Regions from separate parts of the Homo sapiens genome. Here region 2 is linked to region 1. A link is a loop called in an ENCODE intact Hi-C map of the cell type or tissue named here. Cell type or tissue: ascending aorta. All regions are shown on one strand.

The links. A loop is a pair of places that touch in the nucleus more often than their neighbours do. Peaks named below come from ENCODE experiments on the same cell type or tissue, not always from the same donor. Only the 100,000 strongest peaks of a DNase experiment are listed, where the experiment ranks them.
Region 2: it touches region 1 in a loop (5-fold over the local background); 2 of 110 quality-filtered maps call a loop at or near these places.

Annotation. Positions count from the first base shown.
Region 1 is chr20:6,262,278-6,270,277 of GRCh38, reverse strand. No RefSeq gene overlaps it. Among named protein-coding and RNA genes, the nearest start is that of FERMT1, 140 kb to the right of the region's middle. In ascending aorta, a CTCF peak has its summit at 4,907 (motif pointing left); DNase peaks (open chromatin) are centred at 4,552 and 4,862; H3K4me3 peaks cover 1,292 bases; H3K27ac peaks cover 1,025 bases.
Region 2 is chr20:6,697,677-6,705,676 of GRCh38, reverse strand. No RefSeq gene overlaps it. Among named protein-coding and RNA genes, the nearest start is that of LINC01713, 34 kb to the left of the region's middle. RefSeq lists enhancers at 7,407-8,000, 6,903-8,000. In ascending aorta, no CTCF peak of the experiment used is centred here; DNase peaks (open chromatin) are centred at 1,164, 1,456 and 4,556; H3K27ac peaks cover 2,736 bases.

The sequences.
Region 1 (8,000 bases):
TTTGTTATTAGCCCTGTAATATGCTAAGCACTTTATGTGAATCATGTCATTAAATCCTGACAACAATCTTATAAGAAGTACTATTGTTTGCATTTTATAGATGAAGAAACTGAAGCATAAGGGAGTTAAATATCTTTTTATCACAAAGATAAAAAGTGGTAAAGCTTTTATTTGATCAAGCACCACGCCAGGAATGAAAAGTCTCTTAAAATATCACCCTCCTTAAAATCCTACCCCCAGTTAGAAATTTCAACCTGGGCTTTTAAAGATGGTAAATAAAATATAGCGAACTTTTTCCAATGAGAACATTGACCTATAAAAGAAAGAACTTGCAAGTCCCTGATTCATTCAACTCCCCACAGGAGCAGAGTTTTTGAGAAGCGTTTCTTTTTAAGAAAAGCTGTTTAATTGGTTCATGGTTCTGCAGGGTGTACAGGAAGTGTGGTGCCAGCATCTGCTTCTGGTGAGGGCCTTAGGACACTTCCAATCATAACGAAAGGCAAAGGGAGAACACATGGTGTCACATGGTGAGAGTGACAGCAAGAGAGCTAGGAAGGGCTGTCCCAGACTTTTAAACAACCAGATCTCTCATGAACTAACTGAACGAGAGCTCACTCATCACCAAGGTGATGGTGCTAAACCATTCATGAGGGATCCGCCCACATGATGCAATCGCCTCCCACCATGCCCCACCTCCAACACTGAGAATCACATTTCAACATGAGATTTGGAGGGGACAAACATACAAACCAGTGAAGGGGAAAGAGCTGAGGAAGGGGAAGGTCTCAGCCTGATCCTTGGAACGGAATAACCCTGTATGCCAGAGGCTTGGCTTCACTTTCTGATGACTCCCAGACCCATGTTTCACTCCCGTCTCCCCTCAGCTTCACAAGCTTTACTGAGTGCTGGAGGTGGACAGCTCCCTGTCTTCAGGAGCTCCCAGTGGTCATCCACGCATGCAGGCATCTATGCTAGGGCGCATGGCACTATCACTGGGTTACTTCTATGCCTTGCACTGGGAATTGAGTTAGTTCTTGTCAATATCCACTCCAACACAGCAGTTTACAAATACATTTCAAACCTAGTTTTCTAAAGGTGCTGAAATGACATTCCCCCAAAATTTTCACTTTGGACTACAATGATGGGTTGTTACTTCCATAAGCAAAAATGCAAACTTTATTTTCCTTTTAGAAAACAAATTAAGTTCAAGGGTATATGTGCAGGTTATATAGGTAAACTCATGTCATGGGGTTTGTTGTATGGATTATTTCATCACCCAGGTAATAAGCCTAGTGCCCATTCTTTATTTTTCCTGATCCTCTCCCTGCTCCTACCCTCCATATCCTGGTAGGTCCCAGTGACTATTGTTTTCCTTTTTGTGTCCATGAGTTGAGAAGTACTTCTTGTCCTATCTGCCCAATATCTTCTCTCTCTCAACTTGATTCTCCCACTTGGCATCCTTCTTTAGGTTTAAGGTGCCAATCTACCTCTCAGGTGAGAGTACTTTCCAAATGTCATCTGTTTATATTATTATTAATAAAAAGAAGCTTGTTGTCTAGAATGGCTAACACAAATAACCACTAAATCACCATGCAGACTGACTGTCAACTGTAGAGCAGCAGAATGGGACCCAAAGATGCATCTTTAGTGGAGAAGAAGGGAAAATCTCACTGAATTCAGAGTATTCTCAGAGAAGGTTCAATGGGAAGGGTATTGCTATGAGCCTCCAACAGACCACCAGTGGGTAGAGTGAGAGGAAGTGATGAAAAGAAATTCAAGAAGGACCAAATGAACATAGCTTGCTGGTTACACTCAGCCATCCTCCTAAATGACTCTCCAAATAGTTCAAGTAAAGAATATCCTTTCTGTTTTGAGATGGAAACATTGCCTTCACCACCCCTTTTATACTTGAGGGAATCCTGAAAGTAAGAAATTCTTTATTTGGGGAAAGGTAACTCCAAGAGTCTGTTGAAAGCAATAGACCCTAACCCCAGGGGAAAAAAAAAAAAAAGTCTATGAACAAAATTTCCCATGTAATTTCAGGAGGCTTCCAGACACCAAATGAAAAGCTGGTATTGTCAGCAGTAAAAAGAAGAAAATGGACAATGCCCTATATGATATCCTCCCTGTGCCTTCACAGTGCTAAGGGGAGAGAAAAAATGCATAAACTCACTTCATATCATCCTAAGTGTCTTTGCGCATTAGAAAGAAAGAGGGAGGTTGATAAGGAGATATGCAGGGGAAGTGCCTCCCTCCTGTTAAGACTCTTTTCTACCCCACACCAACAAATTACCACTGTGATTATTGTTGACACACCTGCAACGTGAATGACGCCCTCTGCGGTTGCCTCAAGGACCATCTGTACAACCTATGTGGAGCCTGAAAGACCATTAAACAATCAGAGAATATGAACCACAACAACAGGCTAATGAAAGAAATGTGACATATTAATCTAAGTGAGAAGCATGTCGAGCATTTTTTTTTTCTCTCCTGAGACAGGAGTTCACTCTTGTTGCCCAGGCTGGAGTGCAATGGCATGATCTTGGCTCACCACAACCTTCGCCTCCTGGATTCAAGAGATTCTCCTGCCTCAGCCTCCCGAGCAGCTGGAACTACAGGCATGCACCATCATGCCTGCCTAATTTTGTATTTTTAGTAGAGACAGGGTTTCTCCAAATTGGTCAGGCTGTCAGGCATCTCTTACAAAAAAGGACAACCACCAGTTAGTTCTTTGCATTAGCCAAGGACAAGGCAAAAGGAAGAAGTTTGCAGGTACAGCACGAAACATTCCGGCTACAGAGAAGGAAGAACTGAGTAACAGGAGTGGTTGAAAGACTCTAGCTGGGGTTGCTTAAGATTGTCTAGCATTTCCTTTCTTGAGATTCAGGCACATTTGTTCATTCACAAAGTACCTACCAGCCTTTGCTTAGGCATTCACAATTCCCTCTTAGATTTGAAATGGAATACCAGATCTTTTTATCTCATACTACTTCTAAGCTAGTAGACAGTTGTGATGGATAAAGATTATAGATGAGTTAAAACAACAGCAAAATGTCCTCCCAGCTCCAATTCTTACTTATGAGTGGAAGGTTTAGCCAAGTCTATTAAGTCCATTTACATCTCAAATTAGATGTTACCACCCCACAGCAGCCTTCCTTGTGGCACACCAAAAGTGGGTTTCCCACCACACCCCAAGTAAACTCTATCTCAGCCCACTTACTGATTTCCTTCCTATCACTTGCCAGAATTTGCACTTTTTCACTTGTTTATTTACTTATTTTGTTTGCTGTTGTCTGAATTAGAATGTTAGAACCGTAAGAGAAAGAAATATGTGTGTTCTTATCATACTTGTGTGTATTCCCAGCACCCAGAGTCGTGTCCAGGGTATGGCAGCTGCTCAGCAGTTGAAGAATCCATGAACCTTTCTCAGCCTTTTTTTTTGCCTGTAAATCAGAGGTTTGCTGTGAGGACTGAATGAAAAAGGAAGGGCTTCTATAGCAGCCAGATCTATTCCAGCCAGCTCTGCAGTCAGGAGGCATCTTGGCTGCTGTTCTTCTAACTGGAAGTCATCATCAACAGGAGTGTCTAGAAGAGCCAAAGGCAGAGAAATCGATGTCTGCAGCCTTCATCCATCAAGTCCTAGCAATGGCTCCCTTTTTGTCTTTTTTCTAGCTTTATGTCATAATTTGCTGTCCCCAGGAGAGGATGGGACAAACAAGTAGGAGGGAGAGGCTTAGTAACAGGGTCAGGGGTGGTAAACCTCTTCTACTGCAGCCACGTGTGGCCCTCCCTTAACACTTAACATCCAGGGCAATGGTGTGCCTTAAGATATTCTTCAGCATTTCTCTGAGGGGCTTCTCTGAGATCAGATCATAACAATGAGACCTGTGGTAGTTAATTTTAGATGTCAACTTGACTAGGCTATGGTACCCAGTTGTTTGGTCAAACACAAGTCTAGATATCACTGTGAAGGTATCTCTCTTTCCCTCTCTCTCCATATATATGGGCTAGTATGTATATATATATATATATATATATATACATATATATATATATATATATATATACACACACACATATATTATTTCTTTGTGGGGCTTGAGACCAGATTATAGCAACGAGATCCATGATAGTTAATTTTAGATGTCAGCTTGGCTTGGCTATGGTACCCCATTGTTTAGTCAAAAAATAGTCTAGATGTTCTATTTTTTAAATGGTTCTGCTTTTCTGGAGAACCCTGAAACAAGATCATTGAAGCATTTCTCAAAATTTGTGATTTTTACATGGAGAGAATCTACATTTTTCACAGAGATTAAAAGCCATTTCATAATTCTTTCTTAGGAAAATGGTCAAAAACACCAGGCTATATGAGAGGAACGGTCCTCAGGAGCGATCTGTTGTAAGCGCCTTCTGGCCTCCTCAGAATCACTTAACCTAGGCTACCCCTCTGTGATTCAGAGAAAATTGAAACCACAGTTTAGAGCCTCAAAAAAGTTCATCGAGTGGGGAAATGAAGAGCTCCTCAGAGTTCTGACGCAAATGGAAAAGATTTTTTTCCACCCCCGGCTACCCCTCTGGGCCCTTTCACCACCTGGGAAAAAAAGTGGCACATGATTGAACAGCGTAAGTGTCTCTCCCTCCCTCTTGAATTCCATTTTTTAAAAATCTCTTTTCTAAAAATACAGGGAATTCTATGAATCTTTTTTCTGCTTCTGAAATATTTTCTACAGAATCTAGTACTTGCAAAGCGGTGATTATGAATGACTAAACAGTCTTGCATATATTTCTGGAATACTTGGAAATGCCTCTGTTATTTTTGGAAATGTGTGCTTGTTCAGGTTATTCCGGCAATGGGCAGCTACTGCAAACATTCTTTCGTGATAAAAAGCCTGTAGCTCCACCTACTGCTTCCTCAAAGATGACAACAGGGATTTCAGTGCTAAAAAATGAAAACTAAGATCCTCTTAAACAGTTTCATTTTCAAATTAAAGCTTATATATTTAGTTGCTTTCAGTAAAAATAATATGTCTCTACCACTGGCAAAAGATATATAGCCCATACATTAGGCATCACTAGCAAAAAGGGGGAAATAAAAGCAGTCAAGGAATGAATTGAGTATTTTGAAACATCTATCAATGTCTTTGCCAATATCTGCTGAAAAGCAAGCGAGATCAGAGAAATCTTTGGAGAATACACAACTTTGTGGAAAGAATTGACTTTAAAACATAAGCAAAATAATCACAAACATGAGGCCTGATGGTATCAGTGAATCTTATTTTGCCTGGATTTGAAGAAAATGGTGAAATGGGAGCTGTAGGCAAGAAAGAAGCAAACGAATCCAAGTCTTTAAATGTTCTTTTTAAAATGGTCCAATTCTCAACTTCCTTGTCTTTTCTCATGGCTCACTCACAGAGGATCTGGTCCAACAAACAATTTTTACTGAAATTAATTCTTTTGTTTTGACTATTTCCATTGCTACCAAACCTCCAAATCAACGCCCCTCCATTACAGCAAACTTTCCTTTCTAATTTCTAGAACCTCAATCACAATAGATTATGCTATTCTGTAAGATCAAGAAGTGCCAACAAAGAAACTTTTTTCTATTCTTTTATTCTTCCTATGAGTCTAAAATGCTTTTCAGATAAAATCTAGTTTCTTTCTACCACAGCTAATAAAATAAAACAATACCTTTCTCCTATTCGCAATTTTAAACTGTGAGGCATAGCTGACCTACAACAGAAAACTGGGAAGAACACTGAGAGCTACAACATCAGTGTTGTCCAGGGGTACAGTCTGTTTGTTGCTAAGTCTAAGGGGATTTTTTTTTTCTGCTTTCATTAATCAGACTTAACTGTTTAAAAGTATAAAGCTTTGGTTTCACAGTACTGCAACAACATATTGTAATTATATCACATCGAAATATTTTGCACCTTTAAATATTGAGAAAGGTTTTTTTCTTTTGTACAACTTTTTAATTTGATTTATTTTTAACCCTCCAGAGAAGTTGCCAGAATCAGACCAACACCTCCAAGGTACTTTTTATCCACGTCCAAATTGGGGCTAACTGAAATTGTTTCCCATTTGTTTTCTCCTTTCTCTCTAAAAGGAATTTTTTGCAACCCATTTGAGAATAAGTGGTAGACATCATGCTCCTTTACTCCTAAATATGTCAGCGTATATTTCTTAAGAGGAAGATGTTTTCTTACGTAACCATAGCACAATTATTAAAATATAGATTTAACATTGGTATAATTCTACTCTTTAACCCACAGTCCACATTCAAAGTTTACCTATTATCCCAACAATGTCCTTCAGAGCTATATTTTTTTATCCTACTCCAGGATCCAATCCAGACTCACACTTTCCATTTCATTATCATACATTTTCGGTCTCCTTTATTTTGGAGTAGTTCTTCAGCCTTCCTTTGTTTTCCATGACCTTGACATTTTTTTAGAGATTCTTTCATAGAATCTCCCCTATTTGGGGTTATGCATCCTTTGGTACAATTATCACAGAAATGATGTGTTCTTCTCAGCATATCACATCAAGAGAGATAAGAGATGCTGGCAACGATAACTTGGATCACTTGGTATGAGATGGTGCCTGTCAACTTTTTCTATTATAAAACTATTATTTTTTCCTCCACAATTAGTAAGTAGTTTGTAAGAAGATACCTTAAGGCTATGAATATATCCTGTTCCTCATTCAACTTCATCTACTAGTTTTAGCATGCATTCACAATTTTTTTCTGAATTACTAATGATGGTTTCAAAATAGTAATATTCTAACTCTATCATCCCTTCTACATCTACTAGTTAGCGAACTATCTTTAGCCTTCTTTATTTTAATATCATCCTCCAGCTAGTAATTGCAAATCAGGAACATATTCACAAAGACCTAAGGTGCTTCTTGATTTGAAAGAGGATTCTGAAAAAATTTTGAGTATTAAATCCTAAGGAAAATGTTAAATACCCCCCACCAAAAAAAAAAAAAAACCTCCAAACCTTTAAGCAAATTCTTCCAAAAACTTGGAACTATCAAATCAAAACTAAAATTTTTTTTAAAAAAAGAAAAGAAACCTCAAGTATCCTGAGAGGTGGTCTGATGAAGGCCAGGAAAATATATCTTCTCCCTCTGTAGTCTGAGAACCAGGGGAAGCATTCATCCTGAGCATTTGTTACCTGAGGCCACTGTTCAATCTCTACAGTTCTGCAACTTGAAGAAACCTGGAAAAATCTTTGAACTCACTTCCGACCTTGCCACTTCTTCCCAGCAGGGCCTCACATAGCAGTCTCCTCAAAAGACAAAATGAGCTTACCCTGAAGATCTTCAGAAATGCCCACCCTCTGCCAAACAGCAATCCTTCCTGTCCGATAGGATCCTGTAGCTAACCAAGGCCCTTTATTCCGCCTTCCTTTCATTATTAGCCTCAGTGTAACGATCCAGCAACCAAGTTTCATAGCTTCTGAAAGAACAAATTTTTGAGTCTTGTGAGAGTTAGGTTTATTCAGCAAATATTCACTCTGTTACCCCTTCCTTTGTGGGTGAAGTTTATTTCCCTGCTCCAGGGACATTGGCCTTGGCCGTATACTTGCAACCTGTTGACACTCCATTGGCCACGGCAAGTGCCATTCCACCTGCTTCCACAGAGTGTGGCTTGACCTCCTACTTCCTGTGATAGCCACGAGAAGAGCAGGGCTGGGTGGACACTGTCTCTTTAGTCTGAGCCCCCAGATAAAAAATGCACAAGGAACAGACCTGAACCCAACTCACAGCCTGGATCTAAGACCAGTCAACCCTCAAACTGTAGTAGTCATGCATTTGAGGCCACTTAAGACCAACTAAACCACAGGTCCCCTGAAGACCTATTGAGCATGAGAATAACTGCCAATTATGTGTCACTGAGTGGTGTATTAGCATTCTCTAAAGGGACAAAACTAATAGGATAGATGAATATATGATGGGGAGTTTATTAGGAGAATTTACTCACATAATCACAA
Region 2 (8,000 bases), 440 kb before region 1:
TGATAAACCACAGGATCTTGACAAGGTCCGGATGAGAAAGGAGGAAAAATGGCCAACCCCGAGACACAGCCTTCAAGCTACTTCCTTGCCCAGGTTGGTTCATCAGCTGCCAGTCCACTCTGTTCTGGCTGCACCCATCCTCACCACTTCCTTTTTCCTTCTTATCTGATCATCTCTGGTCTCATCACCAGGCCCCTCTTTGAAGCAGATAGTGTTCAAACTGAACTTTATAAGCTGGGCTTCTTGCAAAGCAATAAAAAGAAATCAAGGGAGAACTAAGTATCACACGTTTCTCAGGCCCTCCAGAGGATTCATGTACAGCAGCCTGGGTTATAAATCTCAGACTCTATCAAACCCGCCTTGGCCCTTGAAGACTCAGTTTGGAATGCATTGTCCTTCCTGTGGTCACTTGTGATAAGATACTATCTGGCCCTATAGCATTCCAACACATTGGGTGAAGAGCAGCTAATTTTAGCCTTGTGTGTTGTACATCCCACAACATAAACTAGGTGAAGCACTGTTAAGAAAGTAACTGCTGATCATTGGGTATACATGCTATGGTTTGCTCTTTTTTTTCCTTTATCTTCATGAATCTTTTCATTTTCTGATCACACTCAGGAAAACACATTCAAGCCTCTGTGCAGGATTAACATCTGAGTCAGGATAAAGCTACGCCATGAACGCTCACAAAAGCCATCCTGTTAAAGAAAATTCTAGAAGCTCCTCAACATGTCATAGCCCCTCCAGTGGACAACACCCTCCTCTCTGCTATTAATATATAAATTTTGTGATAAAACAAAAAATATATGTCATTCTGAATATTTCTGCTTTCCTCTCTTCTCCTCTGCCTTCTTCAAAATAGGCAACACATAAGAGATGAAGTTTTAAACAGTGATAGCCACTGTAGAATGAAGTATGGACTACAAAATAAAATCATGATAAGTTCGTTCCATGCCACGTCACTAGAGAGGAAGGTTATACACAACTAGGGAAAAAAATCTTTTTTTTCCATTGACCCACTCAAAACAAGCTATGACTTCACCAGGGCTGGATATCTGGTGAGTTCCACTAGAATATCATGCTCTGGAATTTAGGAATTAGAGGAAGGGGCCAGAGGAAATTTTAAAATAGACCTAGAGGGTGGTGAGGCCTGGTTCACAGATCTGCTGCGCTGTGTAACCCACAGCCCTCTGGGAACTGTAGCAGTGATGTGTTTTACTTTTCTATTTTGAGCCTGTGACTCACATTACAAATATTGACTTCTATTTCTCTATTAGCATCAGATTTTTTCTTGAATCCTCCAAATTGACTTTGACTATAACTTTGGTTAATATTAAACCTCTTGGGTCAACACATTTTTATAGCTGTGAGCTGCTGCAACCACATGGAGTAGGGATTGGCAAAGAAGCAGTGCAACCAGGATCAGGACACGGAGAGGCTCTTTCCAGGCCTCCCTCCCCCGGCCCTGGACTACCCCGCATACTCCTGCCAGATTCATCTTCCCAAAGCACCAGTGGCATCATGGTTTCCTGGGTAAAAGCCTTCCATTTGGTACCCCTTTGCCAACTGAGGAAGATTTGAATTCCACACCCAAGCACTCCAGGATATGGAAAGGCTTCGCTCTCACAGACCCCAAGGACTTCACCCAAACAAATCACTTCCATACACATACATCATTTCTCCTTTGCCTTAATACTCCAAGCACTTTGGGCCTTTCTTTTGATACATAAGTCACACATGAGAGTATGTAAATTCTCACTCAGCTTCTCCTGCTGTCTCCACCATAGGCCCTGATATACTCACCTTTGTTCCCTCTAAACACCTAGCACCAGAGCCAGGCACCCAGGAGATAATGAATAAACCTTTGCTGAGCTGAATTCTGTTTCAAAGTTTATCTATTTCCTTTAAGCACATGATTAATAGTGACATGAAGTAATCAAAATAGCTGCACTGCAAGGTGGTTGGAGCAAGATGTCTCAGGGAAAATGGAATGATTTTTGCTAATACCCAGCTAAAAACAAAAAACACACATATTAGTATTATTTTTCACCATATCTGGGATAGAAAAATAAATCACAGCCAGAGTTGTAGTAAGCATGAAAATATAAATTATAATACAATAAAAGTAGAAACCCACAGAGAACACAGCATCCTAACCACCCTTTTACCATGAAGTCTTTTTGAGGATACACTAAACAGAGCATGAGATGTATTTTTCACTCACTTCTACATATTTTCTAGTGTGTGATTGTTAAAGAGAAAACAATGGAAAGTCAGGAAGAGGATGCAGAAAGCAGGAAGAACTGGAGAAAAATTAAAAAGGGAGAGGAATCTAAAAACCAGGTATCTCACAAAACAGAAAAAGAATCCTTGACAACATAAAGTGGATTTGACCTCTCTTTTACGGAACTGAAAGCAACCAGATAAAGTCCAATCCCTTTGTTTGCAGCTGAGAAAACGGAGTGGGGTGGAGGGCCAGGGGGCTAAATTATTTCATTTCCTCAGGGTACAAATACTGTAACTGAAGGCAGACATTTTGGTCATTACGGTTGGAAATACTAAGCAGGTTAAAAAATCAAATGGAGCCCAGGTGCTGCTGATAGAGTCCTTCCAGTTGACAAGTGTTTTATCGTGTCCCTACTCAATACCAGATCCTGAGGATACAGGAGGGAATTCTTGATTTAATCAAAATAAATTCAAGAGTTTAGATATGCCCTTTTTATTCTAGGGGACTGAAAAAAAAGACTGAATTATTCTAAAAGTTGGTTCATATGTAGCATTCTCAGCCATGTTAGGCAAGTCTTCTAATTTTCCACAGGTTTGATAAATGCCTTTAGCTCATATATTATTGCCTAGGCTCAATCATTGATTGGCATTTGCTTTCCTGATCTGTGATTCATCTTTGTGGTATTTCCAATCAATTGCTGATATATTGGTCTCTTTGGCAATGTAGGCCAAGGTGTGAGTGCAGTTGCAGGTGGGCTTCTGTGCCCACTGACCCATCTCTCATCCACTCTCTAGTGTTTCTGCAATAAACATAGTTGACCCATATGCATTTTGGGCCTTTCATCAGCTGCTTTTTTTTTTTTAATCAACTTTGCTTTTTCAAAACACAAATACTCATTTGGTTTCAGAAATATCAAGGAAGCAGTAGGCTATTTTGTCAAATATTTTGTCAAATCAACCTTTCTAGAAAGTCTATGAGTGATTTGTGAGTTTTCTCATGGTTTGTAATAATGGACAAACAGGGAGCATATGTTTCCATTTGATCATATCCCTGTGGATGCTGAAAGTCCATATTTTCCTGTTGCTAAAACTTAATGGAAACAAAACTAAATAAAAAAAATCCCTCAAAAGGAAAGTAGCAACACTTCTCTTATGACTCATTTTCAATGTCAATAGAAAGATTTGTTTCCTCTGAAGGAGCACTTCAAAAAGGAAAAAACAACTAAAAATTCTAAAGCAAAATAAAAATCCCACTACATATTTTATTATTGTAAAGCCAAGAGAAAAAGTGTCTGTGGCCAAAATATTTTTTTTCATTCAGTTGTACATTCTCACTCTTTCCTCCTTTCAAAGCAAACAACTGGCCCATCTTCACCTTCCCATATAGGCAGGTGTAATAATACATTTGTGATAAAACAAAAATTGAATATTCACTGAAGTTTGTTAGGAATCAAGTCTGAGGTGAGGTTACCTTGCTCCAGACATTCAATGATAGGCATATCAACTTAATATCTGACTGTGTCAACTTCCCTGTGCAGTTTTTATCAGTTTTAAATAATATTGACAGCCACAACAACAAAAACAGCTAAGAGTAGTGAGAGATTGCTAAGTCTCAAGCACTATAGAAGCAGGCCAGATTTAGAGGTAAAACAATAAAGTTTGAATTCTTACGAAACAAACTCCTATGCCCAGCACTTTGGATTTGAATTGACTTTGCTTCTCAGAGCTCAGGAGAGAAAGATGGAAGGAGATGAGTTCAGGAAGTCATGATGACCAACTCTGAAGTCTACTGAAAAGGTCAGGCAAAAAGTAATACAGAAGAGGGGGACACTCCCTCTGGGTGTCACCCCTCACCATTGCACCCCAGTACAAGGCATGTGCCTGGCATTTAGTGTGTTCAGTAGGCATTTTCTGCATGGGAGGAAGGCCTGCATCCCAAAGGGATTTCTGGAACATTCACAACCTCTGCTCCTAATGGCACATGGCCCCCAGGACAAAAGAAAGAGAGAGAAGATACAGGCTAAATTGGAGAACTATTATGAGCACTTCTGCTTAATCTGATTCTGCTTGGGAATATTGAAGAGTTGGAAGCTGTTGAAGACCAAATTGGGCAGATGGGAGTGCCTGCCTCCCTCTGGGCTCAGGATTTCTATCCTCTAATGCCTGCGGTTTCAAGGCTGTCACAAAGCCTTGACAACTTCTCACTTTCAAACACTAAATGGGCACGATTAGCCTGTGATCTATGTAGGATTAAATGCTCAGCTTCCCTTTCCTGATTTCTTCCAGCTCACGAGACCCGCAGGCCAAAAATACACTCTCCCTGCTGCCCACAAGGCCGCAGAGCCCCGTCATAGTTCCTGCCCTCTGAGTGTCCTTCCCGTTTTCGACCCCTTTTGCTATCACAAGCTTCTTTCCTGTTGTGCAGTCTAATTTACCAGTTAGTACAGGCAAAATGTCCAGCAAAAAGCTGTGTCCCTGGGCTTTGTGCGTGCTCTGTCCCTATCCTTAAGTTTCCATCTCACATGTTAACTGGACTCCCTGACTTATTTTGCCCCTTCTGCGCCCTGTACCTTATTGCTCAACAGAAGACATAGCTTCAGGCTTCCCAAGATCATTACTGTGCTGGCCATGGACTAAAGTGTCCCTTAAATCAAGCTGTTTCCCACTTATCATCACACGCACACCTCATCTAACAAGACTATGACCATCCAGCATGTCATTTCCAGGTCCAACTTCCAGGCAGTGACCATTGATGGTAATTGCTCTTATAAGAGCATCTGTGCTAATGTGATATTTGTCTTTGAGGCAACTTTGCCTTAACTAGGTGGGAAAGCACACATTTTCAAAAGTTATTCAAGACCTAGTGTAATAGTTTAGATTTTGGCACAGTGAAAAGTCAGGGGCCAAGGGTTATTGGAATGCCTCTCAACCATACCAGCAGGTAAGTGTTAGTGTTTTAAACTCTGATTATGTTTCCCGCAGCCTCAGCCTTTACTGCTGCCTCTCTGCACTTAGAAGCCTGTCCTCTCTGTGGCCCTCAGTGAGGACTTGATAAACCATTGACCTCAATTATTAAGTGTGGTGCAGAAACAATATTAAACCTGACTCTTGGTTCCCTGTTGAGCTATCATGTGTCTTTCAGCAACTTGGCAGGAACCTTTTTCTCACCCCATGTCCTTCCTATTACCCTGCAGCATGTCCTGAACCCTCCAAAGCAACCCCAGAAACTCAACTCTGGCTTCTCAAGAATGAAATTGTTGGACACCTGTGCTGGTAATTTTGCAGGTCAGCACTCAATCAACAGGCTCCTTCCTGCCCTAGCGTCCTGATGGTCACCTGGGGTCATGAGGGCTACTCTTTCTATCACTAATCACTGCTGATTCCTGGGAAGCAGAGTTGAGCCTACCAAAAAGGAAGTTGAGTCATCCGCAAGCAAAGAGTTGCTTTTGTGTTTTGCTTTGTTTTAAAAATCTGAGTCTTATAGGAGTCTGGATAGGGGTTTGGAAGGGTCTTCCTCCCTCCAGGTCAGCACAGTCTGCAATTTCTAGGACAGCTGATTGCTGCATCATTAACCAAAAGAAACCCAGATACTCCATTGACTATTAAAATAATTAAAAGAGCAGATTATATATATTTACCAAACACATTGTGACATGAACATCTTCTGTATCATTTAATTCTCACAGCAATCCAATGAAGCAGGTACTGTTATTATTTGCCATTCTAGAGATGAGGAATGAAGTAAAAAGTCAGTGATGTGCTGGTAAATCTCACAGCTCACTCCACAGGCCAAAAAGAAAGAAAGAGAGAGAGAGAAAGAGAAAGAGAGAGAGAGGGGAGAGAGGAAGGAAGATGGAAAGAAAAGAAAAGAAAAAAGAAAGAGAGAGAGAGAAAGAAAGAGAAAGAAAGAAAGAGGAAGGAAGGAAGGAGGGAGGGAGTGAGGGAAGGAAGGAAGGGAGGGAGAGAAAGAAAGAAAGAAAGAAAGAAAGAAAGAAAGAAAGAAAGAAAGAAAGAGAGAGAGAAAGAAAGAAAGAAAGAAAGAAAAAGAAAAGAAAAAAGAAAAGGAAAGAAACCCATCCAATGTGTAACATTTGCCAGCCAGTTTCTGAAGGGGGTAAATCTTCACTACATCATAGAAATTTTTTCGTTTTGTTTTGTTTTTGAGACGGAGTCTCACTTATTCTGTCTTCCTGATGGAGCCCAGTGGTGCGGTCTCGGCTCACTGCAACCTCCGCCTCCTGGGTTCAAGCAATTCTCCTGCCTCAGCCTTCTGTGTAGTTGGGACTACAGGTGCCTGCCACCATGCCCACTAATTTTTCCTTTTTGTATTTTTCGTAGAGACAGGGTTTTGCCATGTTGGTCAAGTTGGTCTGGAACTCCTGACCTCAAGTGATCTGCCTGCCTTGGCTTCCCAGAGTGCTAGAATTCCAGGCATGAGCCACCGTGCCCGGCCCGTCATAGATTTTAAACTACCAATGTGATGCTGGTGAACACAGAGTTGGGAGAGATGTGCAAAATCAGCTTTTTTGAGTTGGCTCCAGCACAACTCTCCAGACAGAGCAGTTGTTACTTCCTTCCTGTCATGGAGCATGTACCTGGTAGAGCTGAAGTTTAAATGCAGAGAAGACTGGCTCCAAATTCCATACTCTCAACCACTAACAAAGCACAGCTAGAGCCAACTACCAGGGCCCCCTCTGATCAGCAGGTTGTTTGGAATGCTTATTTTAAGTAATCAGTTAATTTCACAGATAATCACAATGGTATTTGTTGGCAGAGATGAAATGACAACATGTCTCGATCATTTTTGTCTTTCCTGCATCTGAGATAGTACCAGCATGTTTTAGGCACTCACACATGTTATCAGAATTTTACCAAGTTTAATAGGCTGTCATTAAAAGGATGTGGGATGTTCTTTGGTTAAGTCCTTAGAGGATTGAGGATTAGTATTCTGGAGATGGGGCAGGTGAGAGTGCGGATGGGGGGAGCTACATGTCGGAGTGCAGAGACTGGCAGAGCGGGGTGGGGCACGAGGCCCTTGGAGTAGACTTTTCCCACTTGCCTTTTTCCCTAGGCTGACCCTGCTGCTCAGAACTCTGAGTGGAGCATGGTTGGGGACACCCTACCTGCTGAGACTTATTTGTCTTCTTTGCTGCATTAGGCCGCTGATGAGTCACTCTTCTCTGGCTTTCAAGTAACAGGTGGAGACAGAAGAGGCAGGGCCCTCCTCGCAGATCAATGCTGGCAGCTGCCTGAGGTATGAAGCTGGAATGTGTGACGTCTCCCAGTTTTGCTTCCAGATCAAGGGATGAGTCCACAATTTCACAGCCTTCAAAGTGAAAACTGCAAGGCTCTGCTACATGGTATCAATTTGGCTGACCTGAGAAATAGCGAGGGGTGGTTGGGGTGCCCCTGCAATATGCCAACGTAGAAACTAGTTAAGGCATAAGCTATGATTGGCCGAAAATCCTTATATGATCCCTGGTGAAGACAAACCTTCATCTGGGCCAGACAGACACAGCACATTTGCACACATGACCCTATTTGATCCTCACTAAAACCACGAGTAGACTGTTGTTATCCCCATTTGTCAAAGGAAGAAACCCTTCAGCATATCCTTCTGGCCTGGCAGGAAGTTCCCAGTCCACTCAGATGCTGAACGGAAAAGACTCTAGAGAAGTGACTGCATGCAGAGGTGTGGACAGGATGAAGCGAAGCAACAGGGGGCTAAGCCACCAGGGGCTAGCAACAGCGGGAGCCTGTACCATCCCCAGGCT